Linked DNA regions of Homo sapiens: region 1 is linked to region 2. A link is a contact called in ENCODE Hi-C or POLR2A ChIA-PET data. All regions are on one chromosome and are shown on one strand. The core of a region is the stretch at or near the end of the contact, and the rest is flanking DNA. Distances in the headings are between cores, read along the strand shown.

Region 1 (6,670 bases), core at 2,065-4,564, 190 kb after region 2:
GTCTTCATGTCCTGACACGTGCTGGGGTCCAGTCTCCACCCCGTACTGGTGGCTGTCCTGTTTATAGCCAGCAGACTGGAGTGGCTGAGCAGTCAGACTCCAGCTGGAGTTCCCTGGGAGACCTAATGTCCCCAGCACATTCCAGACCTGCTCCCTTGGGAGGCGGTGCCAAGACAGCATCTTCCTTGCCGCCTGATTTCCATGAGGAACAATGGCTAAGGAAGGAAGGTCCTGGGATGGAGAGTGAGTTGGAGGGGTAGAATGGGATGCGGGAAGGGGAGAGAGCCCTTGGTGTCTGCAACTGCAAAGCCTTTAATGCTGGAGACTTGGCCGGCTCATTTTCCCCCACACTTGCAGCTGCCACCCACCCCTGGGCCCACACAGCCCCTCTCAATGGCATAGTCAGAAGAGGAGGAATGCTCAGCCCAGGGCTCCCAAGAGGAACCAACTCTTCTTAGGGTCCTTTCTTTTTACTTCTGAGCTGAAGGTACTCTCCTCTATTCCTACTATTGCCTGCGTGTTAGGCTGATAAGTGGTCACTTGGAGATGGTGGGATGGGGCTAGGGTGGGGGATTGCAAGGTGCTGAGAACAGCAACTCAGGAAAACTTCTCTCCTCTCTAACTGGTTTTGCCACCTAGAACAAAAAGATGAGCCTCACTCTCAGCTTGTGCAAAATAAGCATTGTAATAGAACTTAGCTCATAGATAAGGTTGTTGTATATCTAATGGTGTCCAGCACATGCTCAATAATTACCTTCTCATGGAGCAGTTCTTTAAATTCTCACCTCTCTCCACTGCAGTGGGACCTCCCATGTGCCAGGTTTCCCTCACTAAGACTCAAGGGCAGTTCTGAGCCAGCGGCACCCTCTGCCAAAGCTGTTCATGAGGATGAGTCATGTTATCTGGGATTCTCTCCTTTTGCTTTGGGGATGAGAAGATTGAAGCTTTCTGTCCCTGTCTTTGTCTATTATTCACTCCCTTGGGTCTTTTATCAACATCATCCTTTAGCACAACCTTCCCTGATCACCTTATTTAAATTATAACATACTCTAGTCCCTGTCCTTTTTTCCACATTTTTTTTTCCTCCACTGACTTACTTCCATTCTACATATTATTTATCTCACTTATTTATTGTTTTATTGTTTGTTTTCCCCACTGTAATGTAAACAGCACAAAGTCAGGTAGTTTTGCCTGTTTTGTTTGTGTCTGTGTCCTTGATGACTAGAACAATGTTTGACACATAGTAAGTGCTCTATAAAAATTTGCTGAAGGAGTGAAATTAACTCTTGGACGTTTTTGTCATGGGATGATCCATATAACTTTTTGATTTGTGGCTGCCTACAGGAAGCCACTTTTCCCCCCTAACTCATTTAAGGTGCTTATAAAGTACCCTAGCAATATCCCTCTGAGTCTGAGAAGTGGGCACTCACAGGATATGCGTGCGGCTGGTCCCAGTCTGCTAAACTCTTCTGTGTTCTGATTGGTCCAGTGGTCTCATCTCTTGCAGTGTGGTCACACTGTGATTACTATCAGTTGTAGGTGGAATGCAACCCAGTGGATTTAAATGGGGTAAAGTTAGTATCAAATAATCAGTGGGTTTTGCAGATGTAATGTCCTAAGCCTTGTATAGTAGGAATCATGTTTGGCCATGAGTATTGGATGCCACACTAAGAGTGGCTTAAACTTAAGTAAGGGATTCATTTTTCTTCCATAATGCATGAAGTCTGCAGGTGGGTACTGGGACTGGTGTGGCAGCTCCACGGCATCTTTAGTGTCCCAGCTCTTTTTGTCTTTCTGTTCCTCCTTTCTTTGCCCACCGCGTCTAGACTTAGCCTGATGGTTGTAAGATAACCACTGCACTTCCAGCTATCAAGTCAGCCTTCAAGCAGTAAGAGGGCTAAGGTTAAGTGGAGCAGACAAAAGGGTGTCCTGAGTTAGTTTCCTTTAAAAAGGATCCAGTCTGACAATCTTTGATTTTAATTGGGACATTTAGCCCATTTATATTTAGTGAATTATTAATATACTAGCGTTCAAATCCGCTATCTTACCGTTTGTCTTTTATTGATTTTACATATTTTGTTTTTCTTCTTTCTTGCTTTCTTGTGGATTAAGTATTTTTATTATTCCAACCCACTTAGATTATTAGTTATAGTTTTCCTATTTTTTTCCATGGTCACTCTAGAGATTACAACATGTAGCCTTGACTTATTAAAGTCTTAGCCTATAATCCCAGCACTTTGAGTGGCCACAGAGGGAGGATTGCTTGAGCCCAGGAGTTTGAGACCACCTTGGGCAATACAGGGAGACCTCGTCTCTACAAAAAATAAAAAAATGATCTGGGTGTGGTGGTGTATGCCTATAGTCCCAGTTACTCAGGAGGCTAATTGGGAGGATTGCCTGAGCTCTGGACGTGGAGGCTGCAGCGAGCCGTGATTGCACCACTTCACTCCAGCCAGGGCAACAGAGAGAGAGCCTGTCTCAACAACAACAAAAAGTCTAATGTAAATTAATACTTTTGGCAATTCCAGGGCAATGTAAAGACTTGAGAACACTGTAACTCACTCCCCTCCCATCTTTTCTGTTCTTGTCATGTATTTTAATTCCATATATATTTTATTTTATTTTATTTTGAGACTGAGTTTTGCTCTCTGTTACCCAGGCTGGAGTGCAGTGGTATGATCTTGGCTTACTGCAACCTCTGCCTCCCAGGTTCAAGTGATTCTTCTGCCTCAGCCTCCCAAGTAGCTGGGATTACAAGTGCGCCACCATGCCTGGCTAATTTTTGTATTTTTAGTGGAGATGCCGTTTCGCTATGTTGGCCAGGCTGGCCTTGAAATCCGGACCTCAAGTGATCTGCCAGCCTTGGCCTCCCAAAGTGCTGGGATAACAGGTGTGAGCCACAGCGCCCAGCCTAGTTCTATATATATTTTAAAGCTCACAAAATATTATTACTGTTTTTTACATATTGTAATGAGTAAATCATTTGGAATTTCTCATCTATTGACCCTTTTTATTGCTTTCTATTCCTTCCTACACCTCCGTGCTTCCATTTGGGGTCATTTTCCTTTTGCTCTGTGAGTGTTTCCTATATCTAGATGGTAACAAAAGCTTCCCATTTTTGTTGGCTGGGAAAGGTCTTTATTGCAAACTTCTCTGCTGTTTGCAAAGAGGCAGAGTACCCTGGGTTCCAAGGTAGGACACTGTGAAGAGCTGGAGGACTTGAGCTGGATGGAAAGTTCACATCCCTTTTTTCTTGGGTGTGAGAGGCATCAAGTCAAGCCAGTGTTTGGCAGAAGTCACAGGCAGCTATTTGATTCTGACTTAGGCCAAAGAGTCAAATCTGGCTCTGGTCCAATTTCTGAAGGGGAGCTGCTCTTGGCTGTTCCTCTCACAAATCAGATTTTCCCCTAGGCAGCTGTGGTGTCAGAATCTCAATGTCCAGCCTCACTCTGAGCACAGTGGTGTGGAGAAGGAGGATCAGTGGGCCAACCCAAACTCTCCCTTCTCACTTACACAATAGAATAACTTTCTTAGGTCTACGTTTTTCAAAGGGCAACTCATTTGGAAACTGCTCTCTCCTTGAATTCCTCAGATAAGCCTCAGGCCTGTGTGGATAGAAGTGAGTGGTCATCAGTGTCCCTGGCTCTGACCATCCCTGGGCAGCCAGAGTGGTCCTGGCTGGATTTCTTAGACCCCTGTTGGGGTCTGGCCCAATGTGAATGGGTGGACCCAAGGATCCCAGAGTGAGCTGGGCCATGCAAGTCTTCTCCAGCTGGTATTCCTGTAGCTTGTGGCCCCAGCTCCCCGATCCCTACATGCTCTACTCCAACTCAAGCAGGAAAACCGCACCAAGGTAAATGGTAGGACAAGAAGGCATTAGACTGCTTCTTTCACCACCTCAAAATCACAGAGGTCCCACCTGCCAAGGTGTGTAACTGCCTATATTGAGGATGTAGGAAAGAAAGAAAACGGAAACACAGCTTATCTCTGTCTGACTTCTGACTCTTTCTGTGGGCAGGAGGGAAGTTAAAATGCATTTTTGGTGAGCTGCTAGTGCTTAGTTATTTTTTTTCTACAGGCTAAACAGAGGAGCCAAGAGAGTTTCCTTCTCTGAATTTTGTTTTGCTAAGTAAAACAAAAACTCATTCTAGACTGTTTCTTCTGTCTGTAACATTCGTTCCCTAGATAGCTCATGGCTCACTCCTTCACTTGCAGGTCTCTGCTCAATGCTACCTTCTCAGAGAGGTCTTTCCTCTTCACCCTATTTAAAGCTACAACCACTATCACCCCCACCTCACCACTCACCCTTAAACCCTGGCAATTCCCCAATTCCCTTCACTGCTTTATTTTTCTCTGTCACTGTCTTACTCTATTTGTGCTGCTATGTCAGAATATCTTAGACTAGGTAATTTATAAAGAACAGAAATTTACTACTCACAGTTCTGGCGTCTGGGATGTCCAAGATCAAGGCTCTGGCTTCTGGTGTGGGCCTTCTTACTATGTCTTCATATGGTGGAAGGTAGAAGGGCAAGAGAGAGTGAATCCACATCTGCGAGCCTTTTTTTTTTTTTTTTTTTTTGAGACGAAGTCTCACTCTGTCACCCAGGCTGGAGTACAATGGCGTGATCTCGGCTCACTGCAACCTCCGCCTCCCAGGTTCAAGCAATTCTCCGGCCTCAGCCTCCCTAGTAGCTGGGACTACAGGCACGTGCCACCACGCCCAGCTAATTTTTTGTATTTTTAGTAGAGATGGGGTTTCACCATCTTAGCCAGGATGGTCTCTATCTCCTGACTTCGTGATCTGCCAGCCTCAGCCTCCCGAAGTGCTGGGATTACAGGCATGAGCCACTGCTCCCAGCCTACAAGCAATAATTCACTCATAGGGTGGAGCCCTCATGATCTACACACCTCCCATTAAACCCCACCTCCCTGTACTGTTGTATTGGAGACTAAGTTTCCAATACATGAATTCTGGGGGACACTAAAGTGGTCGACATGCTTTATTTATCATCTGCCTTCCCTCATTAGATGTCGGCTATGTCAGCACAAAGATGCTGTATGTTTTGTCCTCTGCTCTGTCCCCAGAGCCAAGAATAGTGCCTGGCACATAGTTGGCATATGAGTTATTTATTGCTTCATAACAAATTACCCCAAACCTTAGTGGCTTAAAACAACAAAGTTTACTAACTTACAGTTACCATGGATCTGAAATATGGATGCCACTTAGCTAGGTCCTGTGGCTCAGCATCTCTCACAAGTTACCAGCAAAGCACTGGCTGCAGCCACAGTCTCATCTGGAGACTCAAATGTGGGAGTATCTGCTTCCAAGCTCACATGGTTGTTGACAGGATTCAGTTTCTTGCAGGCTGTTGGACCGAGTGCCTCAGGACCTCACTGAATGGCCAGAAGCCACCCTCTGTTTCTTTTCTTCTTTTTTCTTTTTTCTTTTTTTTTTTTTTTTGAGATGGATTCTTGCTCTGTCACCCAGGCTGGAGTACAGTGTGATCTTGGCTCACTGCAACCTCCGTCTCCCAGGTTCAAGTGATTCTCGTGCCTCAGCCTCTCGAGTAGCTGGGATTACAGGCACTCACCACCATTCCCAGCTAATTTTTTTGTGTTTTTTTTGTTTGTCTTTTTTTGTTTTGTAGAGACAGGGTTTTATCATGTTGGCCAGGCTGGTTTTGGACTCCTGACCTCAAGTGATCAACCCACCACAGCCTCCCAAAGTGCTGGGATTATAGGTATGAGCCATCATGCCCAGCCCACCCTCAGTTTCTTGACACATGGGCTTCTCCACAGGGCAACTCACAACATGGCAGCTGCCTTCATCAGAAAGAAGAAACACTGGGATAGATGCAGAGGAAGAATAGAAACAGTCAGGGGTTACTGCTGTTGAGCAGTGGGTTCTTTTGTACACTGGAAAGCCAGGGGACTTGGGCATCAAAGAGCTTGCCTTTTCCACTTGTCACATGCTTCATTTTCAAGATTGGTTAACTTCCACTCTGACTCCATTCTCCTCTTTTGCCCACAAATGCATGCGTGCCCATGACATACAAATGGGAGGACAATTCATTCCTCAGAGAGGTGAAGAAACTGGCAAGCTTACATACTGGTCTCAGAGGTTTGTGAATTGCTTTCAGAGGAAAGGCTGGGGAAATTTTTTTAATTTTGGGAAAAGCACATTTTTTCCCACTTGCACAACTCAAATAAGGCTGAACACTCCCATGCTGGAATTTTCCAAACCTTTTTCATTTCTCAGATGGAGAGAAGAACATTTAGACAAAGCAAAGCCTTGTTTTTAAGGGAGAAATGAGCTATATCTGTGGTGTACCTTTTGTTTGCTCAGATGAACTTGCATTTCAGGGACACAGAAGAGATAAAAACACAGGAGGCACAACCAGGATGGCTGGAGGCACCAAATCAACAGTCAGGAGACCACTGCCTCAATCATGGGGCTCAGGTATACTGTGCTATCAGAGATCAGGAAGAGAGGTCCACAGGGCTGATGTGGGCAAGGAGGGATTCTGGAAATGGATGGGTTAGAGTTTCACCTTTGAGTGTGAAGTGTTTGAGTAGGAGGAGGGCATGATAGGTGAGGAACACAGGAGAAGAGGCAGGGCCATGGGAATTTTTGAAGCGTGATCATGTGTGGAGAAGCAGACCTGAATAT
Region 2 (7,189 bases), core at 72-2,571:
CTCTCTGTAAAATGGACCAATCAGCAGGATGTGGGTGGGGCCAAATAAGGGAAAAAAAGCAGGCCACCCAAGCCAGCAGCGGCAACCTGCTTGGGTCCCCTTCCACGCTGTGGAAGCTTTGTTCTTTCGCTCTTCACAATAAATCTTGCTGCTGCTCACTCTTTGGGTCCGCACTACCTTTATGAGCTGTAACACTGCGAAGGTCTGCAGCTTCACTCCTAAAGCCAGTGAGACCACGAACCCACCAGGAGGAACGAACCACTCCGGATGCACCACCTTTAAGAGCTATAACACTCACTGCGAAGGTCTGCGGCTTCACTCCTGAAGTCAGTGAGACCATGAACCCACCAGAAGGGAAGAAACTCCGGACACATCTGAACATCTGAAGGAACAAACTCCAGACACACCATCTTTAAGAACTGTAACACTCACCGCGAGAGTCCGCGGCTTCATTCTTGAAGTCAGCAAGACCAAGAACCCACCAGAAGGAACCAATTCTGGACATACTAGCATATTGCAACTTTATTAAAAACTTCATAAAATGCCATTTACTATACGTAGGGCTCTGTTTTAAGAGCTTACTGTATTTCATTAAAACCTCACAACATACCTACTAGGTGTGTATTTCTGCTTTACAGAGGAGAACTGAGACACACATAGGCTATATAACTTAATCCATGTAGCCCATAAAACTAGTAAACAGAATAGCCAGGCTTCAAACAGAGATGGTCTGGCTCTAGAGTCCGTACTCTTGACCACTAGACTATGCTCTGAAAACGTGATAATATAAGCTGGTTTTACTCAGGTAATGTCTGGAAACTTTTGCCTGAAAACTAAAGAGAACTGGAACACCAATTCATGGATGGTAACTAATTATTTCAGCAGGCAGAGGTAGATGCCCCATGGAATCTGAAAGTTATTGCAAAATTCTGGCCTATGTGGGCTCACAGCCCTAGCACGCATGCAAGCATTCAAGGAAAACGCAACTCTCTGGCTATATCAAGACTGACTTCCAAATGTCATGCTCTTCAGTCACCTCTCTACCTGTATCCTCTCTCAAAGTCCTATCAAAATGTTCCCTCAATCGCTTCCAAATGCCATTTCTTCCCCTGTAAAATCTAAACCTAACTTCACCACCATCATGTACACAAAACATATTCTGAAACAAATCATATACGTACTTCCTTCTCATTCGTATCCCTTTTCTCTTCTTTCTCCACACAGAAATGGAAAATAAAACAGTGGGGACAAAGAGTACTAAGGGGCAGGTATTGAATCCAACCAGCTCCCTTCCCCTTCATATTCTTACGCCACAAATATGCTTCCCAGCTGCATGTTAAGACTAATTAGGACTGGTGACTCAACAATGAGTAAGACACACTGCTCCCTAACTGGAAAAAGCTTACATTCTAAAGGTAAGACAATTACACAAAAAATTATAGAAGAAAAAGTGCAATAACTGCTACGAGAGAGAGAGAGACAGAGACAGAGACAAAGAGAAAGGGGTGTTTGGGAGGCTTAGAAAAGACTTCATGAAAGAGACAGCAATGGAGCTGGAATTTGAAGAACGGACCAAGTTTGGACTGGTGGAAAATGCATGGAGGCTTGTGGGAAGAAGAAAGCATGAACAAAAGTCCTGAAGGGCAAAGTGTGGGGCGAAAGTGAGGAATAAGTGATCATTTGACTGGAGCGCAAGTAAGGATACAGCAATAAGAGGAGAAAAGGTTCAAAGAGTATGGATGATACGTCTCCACATAAAGGAGGGCTTTCAAAGAAGTCACAAAGCTGGGGCATGTCTTCAGGCAGCAACTGGAAATCACAGAGGAGGGAAGTAAGAAGTGTTTGTTATGAAAATAAACCTATCATTCCATCTGTACCTCTCACCCTAACTTGACTATAATGTCCTCCTTGTCATCTCTGACTCACTGAGGCTGGACAAGCACCTTTTGTATTCACACACTTTACTATACATATCACAGTCATCAAATTACATACTTTTATAATTACAGGTTAATGTAAAAGATTAAAATCTTGAAACTATAAAGTATATCATTCTTTCTTTCTGTTCCCAGCACTTAGCATAGTATCTAACCCAGTATATCTCAAACTGGCTGTACATTAGAATCATCCAGGAAGCTTTATGAAAAATACTGATCCCCAAATACTACCACAAACCAACTGCATCAAAATCTCTGGAAGGTGGACCCAAATACCAGTATGTTTTCAAAGCTTCTCCTTGACTCTAATGTGTAACCAGGTTGAGAACCAATGGTTTAAATCAGAGCAGGTGCTCAATACATGTTTACTGGATGGATGGAGGGAGGAAGAGAGAAAGGGAGAATGATGAAGGCAAGATCTAGAAGGAAGAAACAGGGCTATTTTGAAAAGGCAATGGTCTGAGGTAGAGTCATGTCAAAGGGAATAGAAAAAACTACTTGTTCTCCACTTCTTCCTCAACAACTAAAAAACTAATTTCTGACTTCTTAATTTTTAAAAAATAAAAATAAAATCAGAGAAACCAGAGACAGTGATTAGGTCATCTTATTTTTCCTTTGGCTGGGGCTTAATCATCCTCCCTCCTTTCCCTGCACCACTGTGCATCGATGTGTATGGGCTCCCACATATATACAAATAACTGCTTTCATTTTTTTTCTTTCCCAAAATATGTACAATACCTGTCATCCAGTTCAATCCTTTTCATACTATGAAGGTGCAAAACAGCTAATATTATTGCTACGAGAAATATTACTGCACAACAAACCCCTACACTAATATAAAACACACGCGTAGAAGTGGTTGGAGCTGCATGTACAGGATCATCTGAAATAAAAACAAAAAGCACATTTAGCTTTTTAAACAAATATGACTGCTTTGTGACCCAATATACATAAATAAGTATTCTGTTCTTTTCATGTGCCCATTCTTTGTAAGATCAGTTACCAGTAGCATATTGGTGGAAGTTCACATAATTTTTTTGATGTTTTTGTTGTAGTTTAAAAAAAATATTTTAGGCCAGGTGTGATGGCTCACGCCTGTAATCCCAGCACTTCGGGAGGCCAAGGCAGGTGGATCACCTTGAGGTCAGGAGTTTGAGACCACCCTGGCCAATATGGTGAAACCCCGCCTCTACTAAAAGTACGAAAATTAGCTGGGCATGGTGGCAGGCACCTGTAATCCTAGCTACTCAGGAGGCTGAGGCATGAGAATCGCTTGCACCTGGGAGGCAGAGGTTGCAGTGAGCCGAGATCGCTCCACTGTACTCCAGCGTGGGCGACAGACCATCTATGGACTATTCTTACCAAAAGAGTTGGTTCTAAATCTAATCAAGTGCAAAATCTACCTGCCAGTTTACAGAAAAAAAAAATGTTCAATGATTTCAGGAAGATGCAGAATGTGGGAAAGTCTATGGGACAAATGGTATAATTTCTTCAATAAATAAAATTAATAAAAGGGTTGGTGGTTTCTGATTAATACAAAAGTCAACAGACCTTACTAATGGATTGTACCAAAGTAGAAAGAAAAAGAAGAATGAAAAGTTTTGGCTTAAGCAATAACTTGGATAAGGGTACCTTTACAAAGATTAAAAAAAAGAAAGAAAAAAGATTTTAAATAGAATTTTTGGCTAATGAGTATAACAGTCACTCACAAGTGGTATACATAAAACATACCAGTGCATAAAATATACTACAGCAGTGCTGTCCAACAGAACTTTCTGCAGTGACGAAAATGTTCTCTAGAGTACTGTCCAATACAGTAGCCACTGGTCACCTGTGGCTATTAAGCATTCAAATATAAGTACAACTAAAGCTACTGAAATGTAGTTAGTAAAACTGAGGAACTGATGTTTTAATTTTACTTCACTGTAATTAAAGTTAAAAAGCCACATGTGGCTAGCAGTTACCATACTAGACAGTGCAGATCTATATATTCTTCATATTTCTTCAACAACAATGTTTGGGTTAGAGGAATCAGACATCATTTTGTTGCCAGGGACCACTGACTCACAGAAGACTGAGTGACAGAAGGGTCCACAAGTTTATAAAAACATTTATTCTTTTTTGAGAGTACAACAGAAATTGTTTTGCTTTTCTGTTTTTAAAGGCTCTATTCATTAAATAAAATGATACTCAGCTTTATATTATTTTAAAAAGAGAGGCAAGCTGGGTGCCGTGGCTCACACCTGTAATCCCAGCGCTTTGGGAGGCTGAGGTGGGTGATCCCTTGAGGTCAGGAGTTTGAGACCAGCCTGACCAACATAGTGAAACCCCATCTCTACTGAAAAAAAAATACAAAAATTAGCCGTGTATGGTGGTGCGCACCTGTAGTCCCAGCTACTCGAGAGGCTGAGGCAGGAGAATCACTTGAACCCGGGAGGCAGAGGTTGCAGTGAGCCAAAATCACACCACTGCACTCCAGCCTGGGTGACAAAGCAAGACTCCGTCTCAAAAATAATTAACAAATAAATAAATATATAAATAAGAGAGACAAAAAGAAAGCCTCAGCAACAGGGAAAATAACCCAATGACACAGCCACAGCCACACACACACACACACACACACACACACACACACACGCAGAAGCAAACTGAGAAAAAACACACAGCAAGATACAAATGACATAAGCAGGCAGAGTGGAAGATGCAAACAGAAGTAGAACTGGTGTGACTGGAGATTCATGAAAGATTTGATCACGAGTACTCACATCATAACTCTACTGAACAAAACTTGAGGCATTTGGGGTTTATCCTAAGTGAGATGGGGGATCATTGCAAGGTTTCAAGCAAAGCAATTTCACACGGTCACTTAACAAAAAATGACTGCATGATGTGTGAAGAATGCCGTGTAGGGGAGCAAGAGCAGAAGCAGGGAACAAGTTAGAAGGTTACCAGAGTAATTCAGAGAGACAGCACTGGCTTGGACAAGAGTGTCACAGTGAAGATGAGAAGTAAGTGGATTTGGGAACACAGTCAACATACCTTACTAATGGATTGTACCAAAGTAGAAAGAAAAAGAAGAATGAAAAGTTTTGGCTCAAGCAATAACTTGGATAAGGGTAACTTTACAAAGATAAAAATAAGCAGGTTGGGGATGTGAAAATCAAGAGTTTTGCCCAAGTTAAATTTGGAGTACCTAGTCTACTAACTAGGTACCTCATATCTCCATGCACAGACGTTAAACTGACAGATATACAAGTTTGGAGTTCTGGGGATAGGTCAGGATAAAAGATAAAACTTACAGCTTTCAAAAACACATGGAAATAAGAAAAATAAAACTTTTCTAAAATTTAACCTTCCTATCAACAAACAATAAATCAGAACAGATTAACGTAGAGACCAAATGACTTCTAGGGCAGCTAGACTTGGCTGTAGCCTGAATGAAGGCATGACTTTCATCAAGAATTACCTTATGCCACAGGAAAGCTATTCAATCTTGGGAGGGACAGAAAAAAATTCTGAATTCTGGAGGCATATGTTAGCAGTACTGTCCAAGCACTTTCCAGAGCAGAGCCAAGGATACGGCTCTGCTGGGCAGATCCCCCTAGATGCGCCCTGCTCAATTACCTCCAAATTCCAGGCTTTCCTATGCATTTTTCCCATTCCCTCATTCATCCTTCATTTGCCACCATCTGGTCACCCTTCAGCTCTCAGAAGAGCTGTCACTGTTCTCAGGAAGCTATCCTTGGGTTCCCAAATCCCCTGTGCTTGCCTTATCATAGCTTGCCATGCTATGTTGGTATCATTGCCTATATTGCCTCGTCTATTTCTCCCACTACATTATAAACCCCCGAGGAAAGGATCTCTTTGCTCACAGTTTAGTCCTCTGCTTCAGTCATACCGCCTAACACACCACAGACTCTCCATAGGTACTGGGTGGATGAATAAATAGAAAGGGCGGGAAGATGAGAGGCAGCAAGGAAGACACAGACAGAGGCCAAGAATATGCAGTACTGCTCTTTGTGAGAAGTAATATCCTACTAGCATAAAAGAAATGGGCAAAGTCACCAGAATTTTAAAAGTAAACTTTGGCAACAGTGACATTTTTTTTAATGTTTTTTCTTTCTTTTCAGAAATATTCCAGCAAGTAGACGATATGTCACATTATTTTACAGGCAAAAAAATTCCCCTTTGGGACATCCAGATACTCTGTGCCTCCCAAGGTGATGAAAAGACAAAATAGGCAGCACAGAGTACCTACCATCTATGGACTATTCTTACCAAAAGAGTTGGTTCTAAATCTAATCAAGTGCAAAATCTATCTGCCAGTTTACAGAAAAACAAACAAACAAACATGTTCAATGATTTCAGGAAGATGCAGAATGTGGGAAATTCTATGGGACAAATGACATAATTTCTTCAATAAATAAATAATATTAATAAAAGGGTTGGTGGTTTCTGATTAATACAAAACATATATCACCCAACAGTTGTGTAGGCTTCATTTGGATCTTGATTCAGGAGGAAAAAAAGACATTTTAAAGACAATCGGGTTAATTTGAACATGGACTATCTATTGGAGATACTAAGCAACTGCTGTTAATTTTGTTATATGTGATAAATCAAAATGAATAGGTATTAGGTGATTGTGGGGGTTTTTTAAAGGCCCTTTTAAAGGAGATCTACACTGAAATATTTATGGGTGAAATAATCTGATGCCTGGGATGTGCCTGAAAATACTCTCCTCCACCCCTAACCAACCACAAAAGGAGGGAATCAATGGAAGAACAATGGCAAAGTGTTGATCATTACTGAGGCTGGGGGATGGGCACATGGGAGTTCATCAAAGCGTACTCTGAACTTTTATATACTTGAAGTTTTCAAAACCAATTTTTTAAAGTCTACTTGCATGAAGAGAATCTAGTATCCTTTTAAGATACTGCTATTAACACTACCGCAAGAAGAGTAAGACCCAACGATGTCTTCATGTCAGAAAAAAAAAAGAAGTTTGTAATAATATCTAAACACAACCGATACCAAAAAATAAAAATCTACTTTGCATACCTGCTCTGTAGGTTTAAGTAACATAATATCTTTAAGCTTACACCTTCACCTGGATGAAATTAGCTTAAGATTAGGTCCAGACTGCAAGCCAGATTTTCTAACCCTCTGCTAATAAACATCTTACACATATTTCATGGTCATACTTTAATTATGACTACTCAAAAATATATGATATTCTTGCTTGTAAAACT

Evidence for each region. A loop is a pair of places that touch in the nucleus more often than their neighbours do. ChIA-PET counts read pairs that join two places held with the same protein, here RNA polymerase II (POLR2A). Pooled maps may share reads with other maps.
Region 1: a pooled map shows a loop between it and region 2 (3-fold over the local background). The contact joins two enhancer-like sites. A Hi-C loop is called at or near these places in 5 of 168 maps with a recorded cell type or tissue (MCF 10A, Right ventricle myocardium superior, adrenal gland and 2 more), 1 of 37 single-sample maps with no recorded cell type and 6 of 50 pooled maps. POLR2A ChIA-PET finds 5 or more read pairs at or near these places in 1 of 52 experiments (Panc1).

Annotation. Positions count from the first base shown.
Region 1 is chr3:134,389,202-134,395,871 of GRCh38, forward strand. No RefSeq gene overlaps it. Among named protein-coding and RNA genes, the nearest start is that of AMOTL2, 18 kb to the left of the region's middle. Within about 2 kb of position 3,315, at least 5 of the 41 ENCODE cell types and tissues checked have a DNase peak (open chromatin) inside an H3K27ac peak, as active enhancers do.
Region 2 is chr3:134,200,055-134,207,243 of GRCh38, forward strand. It overlaps RYK (receptor like tyrosine kinase), which reads right to left. Exons shown (of 15, transcript NM_002958.4): 6 at 2,676-2,820. Among named protein-coding and RNA genes, the nearest start is that of RYK, 47 kb to the right of the region's middle. Within about 2 kb of position 1,322, at least 4 of the 41 ENCODE cell types and tissues checked have a DNase peak (open chromatin) inside an H3K27ac peak, as active enhancers do.